2 separate regions of the Homo sapiens genome follow, and region 1 is linked to region 2. A link is a loop called in an ENCODE intact Hi-C map of the cell type or tissue named here. Cell type or tissue: endothelial cell of umbilical vein. All regions are shown on one strand. Region 1 overlaps ENTPD1 (ectonucleoside triphosphate diphosphohydrolase 1). Region 2 overlaps ENTPD1 (ectonucleoside triphosphate diphosphohydrolase 1).

What was found. A loop is a pair of places that touch in the nucleus more often than their neighbours do. Peaks named below come from ENCODE experiments on the same cell type or tissue, not always from the same donor. Only the 100,000 strongest peaks of a DNase experiment are listed, where the experiment ranks them.
Region 1: it touches region 2 in a loop (4-fold over the local background); 6 of 110 quality-filtered maps call a loop at or near these places.

What each region holds. Positions count from the first base shown.
Region 1 is chr10:95,817,648-95,820,147 of GRCh38, reverse strand. All of the region lies in intron 1 of ENTPD1 (ectonucleoside triphosphate diphosphohydrolase 1), which reads right to left. All of the region lies in intron 4 of ENTPD1-AS1 (ENTPD1 antisense RNA 1), which reads left to right. Among named protein-coding and RNA genes, the nearest start is that of ENTPD1, 63 kb to the right of the region's middle. In endothelial cell of umbilical vein, no CTCF peak of the experiment used is centred here; DNase peaks (open chromatin) are centred at 387 and 1,277; H3K27ac peaks cover 1,976 bases.
Region 2 is chr10:95,760,764-95,763,263 of GRCh38, reverse strand. All of the region lies in intron 1 of ENTPD1 (ectonucleoside triphosphate diphosphohydrolase 1), which reads right to left. The region is part of intron 5 of ENTPD1-AS1 (ENTPD1 antisense RNA 1); the gene reads left to right. Among named protein-coding and RNA genes, the nearest start is that of ENTPD1, 5.9 kb to the right of the region's middle. In endothelial cell of umbilical vein, no CTCF peak of the experiment used is centred here; a DNase peak (open chromatin) is centred at 993; H3K27ac peaks cover 782 bases.

The DNA.
Region 1 (2,500 bases), 57 kb before region 2:
GAAGCAGGAGAGTCATCTCAGAAGTGGTGCCAAAGAAGAGGTGCTAGAGGTGGGGTGCAGGTTGACATATCTTGGATGTGTTCATAAAAAGAGAATTACTTAGGTAACTGCCCCTTCTTCTTAGACCCCCAGAGTGCTTTCAGATCCCATGACTGCCACAGTCAAGCTCTATTATGGAAAATTCACATTGATTGTCTTCCCCCTGAAAAGCCCTTAATTTGCCTTGTGGATAACAGAAATGTGGTTTCTGTCATACAATGTGAAATGGTATTTCGAAACAGAATTTCAACAAATGATTTTACCAAAATATCCAATGGCAAAGTGTTGTCATTGTTTTCCCTTTGAATTGGCTTACTGTACTGGAGAATTTAAGACGGCCACTTCCTTTGCATTTTTTTCTTTTCATGTGATGTGACAAGGGAGGGGAATTTTCAGCTTAAAGTGAGAGAGCAAGGTAATATTAACTTCAACTCTTCACCTGACAGAGAGATAAAACTGAAGGAAACCCAAGCTTTGAAAAAACACAGGCTGATTTCAAGCCAATTAGCTGTGTCAGAGGAAAAATACCTTCAAGACTTTTATAAGAATCAAAGGAAGCAAAGGTTCTTTTGATTCTTATAGAAACAGCCATCATGATGTCCAGTTATAATCATACTAAGGTGAAAATCAAAATTATTTAATCTCGGCAGGGTGCAGTGGCTCACACCTGTAATCTCAGCACTTTGGGAGGCAAAGGTGGGCGGATCACTTGAGTCCAGGAGTTTGAGACTGGGGGGTAACATGGTGAAAATCTGTCTCTACAAAAAAAATACAAAAATTAGCCAGGCGTGGTGGCATATGCCTGTAGTCCCAGCTATTTGGGAGGCTGAGGTGAGAGGATCGCTTGAGCCCAGGACACCGAGGTTGTAGTGAGCCAAGATCACACCACTGCACTCTAGCCTGGGCAACAGAGTGAGACCCTGTCTCCAAAACAAACAAACAAATTATTTAATTTTGTCCATAGTCAAAATTCTGTTGTATAGAGAAATCCCAGCATTGCTACTCTGTGATAACAAAAATATAACAGCTTAAAATTTTACTCCATTAATAAACAGATTTGGGGTGTTGACAGATGTGGTGGATTTCAGGCAAAAAAAAGTTTTGCTTTGCAGATCCAATGTGACTGACTAGATTCAAATTGTTTCCAATTTGTTATGAGTCACATCTGGACTAAACTTTTCTTGTCATATAGAGAACAAAACAGCAAATGTGGACAAGCATTGGTGAGCAAACATTCAAGGAATGTTGTGGTCCTTCCTGTGTTTACATAGCCTAATGATGGAACAATCACTGAAGCTCAGAAGACTGGTCCTAATCTGGCGTTGTCGTTCCTCCAACTCACAGAGTCAAAGTCTCCACACCACCCCTGCTACCTTCCTTCTTCTCCATCAGGGAACTCTTCTTGAGGACACATATGTAGGTTGTTCTCACACTCAGGGGCTTGAAGATCCTCTCTCAGTTATTTCATCCCAAGCCCCTTAGACCCACCTTCTTCTATAGTGATATCCACATCCCCTGATTCCAGTCACCCTTACCTCATATCTGATCTTCTACAATGGCCCTTTCTGGTGACTCCCACACTTCCTAATTATCTTCTCTATCAGAATCCCTCCTTCATGTGGCTATAGAAATCTTCCACAATTGACGTTCCTAAGACTCTACCTTATCAAGAACCTATGTCCTGCTGTGTGCCAGATGAAAGCTACACTGGTCTACCTAGACCTCCAAGCCCTTCAGAAATTTCAGCCCTTCCCATTTTACCATTCCAACCAACAGATCTGTTTGGGTCCAAGATGAGAATTCCTGACATTATGACTACTAGAATGTAAGCTCCTTAGGGCAGGGACTTTTTTCTGGCTTGTTCATTGGTATATCCCATGTTGTATGAATGAATGAATGAATGAATGAATTTTGGATTCTCTGAACTTTTCTCAGTGTGGGACGCCTTCATTTGTAATTCCATTCCCCTCATTCTCCAAGTCTTTTTGTCTCCTTCAAAATCAAGCTCAGTTGGAAGCTATGCTCCCCCTATACTCTACAAAGCTCAGTTATGTCAGTAGTCCTCTCTTCATGTGCTACCTCTAGATATAGCTTGAACCATTTCAGTTTGGGAGTTCTATAGTTGTTGGAGAGGGGACTATGCCTCATTCATTTTTTCAGTTGGTCACTCAATAATTACTTATTGAACACATTATTACTATGAACTAGACCTGCCCTAGGCTCTGAGCTACAGCAATAACCCAAAGTGAGAAATGTCCCTATCCTCATGGTGCTTATATTCTAGTTGGGAGAAAAATACAATAAGCAAGATAAACAAAATTTACAGTGTATTACATAATTTTAAGTGCTGAGGAGGAAGAAAAAGCAAGGAAGGTAAAAAGGAAGGATGCAGTGATTAGGACTGGCCTGAGAAGGTGATTTCTATCACAGGGAGAAAGCCTGCATACCTCTGAGGCAAGAG
Region 2 (2,500 bases):
TCTATTCACAGTAAGAACAGATTCAGAAAAACTATCAGAGGCCGGGTGTGGTGGCTCACACCTGTAATCCCAGCATTTTGGGAGGCCTAGGCAGGCAGATCACTTGAGTCCAGGAGTTTGAGACCAGCCTGGGCAACATGGTGAAACCCCGTCATAACAAAAATAAATAAATAAATAAATAAATACAGAAAAACTATTATAAGTATGGCAGGAAAACTTGAATACTTTTATATGATAAAGCATGCACATAAGTTGATTAAAAACATCAAATCCAAATAAGTATTATAATAAACAGGAAAAGGATGTAAAAAGTATACAAAAGAAGTATATCGTGAAAAATGTCAAATTTACTGTAATTAAGAAATACAAACTAAAACAATCTAAAAATTGATAAAATTATTTAAAAACAAAAACACCAAAGCTGTCAGGGATGCCACAAAACAGGAACTGCTTTTGAGAGCATGAAGGGCCCAACCTTTGGGAATGCAACCTGGCAACAGTAATCAAGAACTTTAAAAAACATTAACAAGTTTCAATCTAGTAAGTCTATTTCTGGGATCCTGTCCTCAGAGTGCAATCCTACATATGGAAAAAACTTCCTGCACAAAGACATTTATTGGAAATGGAAACATCCTCAATATTCAATAACAGGAGAACTGTTAAATAAACTATGTGACTATAAAAATTACGCTAACAAAGACCACGCTATAAAATGGAAAATACATGTGCTTCACTGCTACAGTAAAACCAGGCTTTAAAACTGCATATATAGCCTAATGATCATGGTGCCATCTCATAACTTTTCAAGGTCCTATTCAAGTGAATGCCAAATGAGAGAAACAACCCAGGCATAGTAAAAAAAAAAAAAAAAAACTGCCAGGAAATGGCACCAAAATATTACAAGTGATTGTTTTTCTTCCCTACTGTAATCTATAGTATCATGTTTTCTTTAATGGGCATGTGCTATGTTACTTGTATCCTCACGGACATAAAGCAATGCTTTACATCCTTCCTATGAATCAAAAGGAAACACTTCTTTTTTTTTTTTTTTTTTGCTTCTTTTTAAATTTTTTTAAACCAAGCAGTGGTTATGGAAGGAAACACCTCTTTGTGTAACAGGGCATGTACTGCCACTGTCGGTCTCTAAAGTCACTTTGATGATCTAACAAAAACAGCATGTTTCATACATGTTAGACAACCTCTACTCTGGATTTTTTTCTCCAACAACTTATTTTCTCTTCACAACCCCCTCAAGTTTTCAAGCCTAAAGAAATTCCATCGGTTCTCTCTGCACCCACTTTCCTTGCTTTGCTCCTAGAATTATTCCCACCTTTCTTCTGCAGAGCGTAGACAATGCCTCAGGCACACTGTTGCCAGTCTCAGAGCCCTGAGTCCCTGCTACCTCTAGCTCCCTGGGACTCCAACACCCAGCACAAGATTCTGCAGGCAGCCACACATTCTGCTCCAGTACTTCTCAAGTTGAAGGCAGAGAATAAGGGAAGTTTAGGGAAGCTTGGAGCCATGGAGAAAAGGTGGAGACATGCAGGAAATCTAACACAAGGCCTTTTTGTGTAACAGTAGTTTTTGTGTGCTGAAGATTCCAGTTTCTAGGATTTGGCAAATTGGGAGCCTCAATTTCCTGTTCTAGGGCATATATTTGCTGAATGAATAAATGAATTAGGCTTCCCATCATCCTGCAATGACACCTGACCAGTGACTAGAAGTGGCAGCTTGGTGAGGGAGTAGAGGGTGGGAAGAGCTTGGTCATTTAGTACCAAAATAAGCCCTGAGACTAAGGCATGCGATGACCCTGCCACATTGCCAGTCAAAGTGTGGTCTGTGGAGGGGCAGCATTATCATCGCCTGGGAACTTGTTAGAAATGTAGACCTACTTCAGAGCTATTGGATCAGAATCTGCATTTTTAACAAGTTCTCTAATGATACATACTCATGCTAAAGTTTGAGAAGCACTGCTTCAGAACATATGCACACACACACCAAAATCACCAAGACAAACAAGTGACTCCACTCTTGCACACTTCACCAAACCATCAAGACATTTAGTGATTCTTCACCACAGGGGCTGCCCTTGATTTTGGCCTTCCTCCGAAGTACTTAAAAGAATAGACTCTATGGCTGGGCGCGGTGGCTCACGCCTGTAATCCCAGCACTCTGGGAGGCCGAGACGGGCGGATCATGAGGTCAGGAGATCGAGACCATCCTGGCTAACACAGTGAAACCCCGTCTCTACTAAAAATTACAAAAAATTAGCCGGGTGTAGTGGCAGGCGCCTGTAGTCCCAGCTACTCGGGAGGCTGAGGCAGGAGAATGGCGTGAACCTGGGAGGCGGAGCTTGCAGTGAGCTGAGATCGCGCCACTGCACTCCAGCCTGGGCGACAAAGCGAGACTCCGTCTCAAAAAAAAAAAAAAAAAAAAAAAAAAAAAAAAAGAATAAACTCTATGTAATTTACTCCAGGCCTCACCTTCACTCTACACAGAT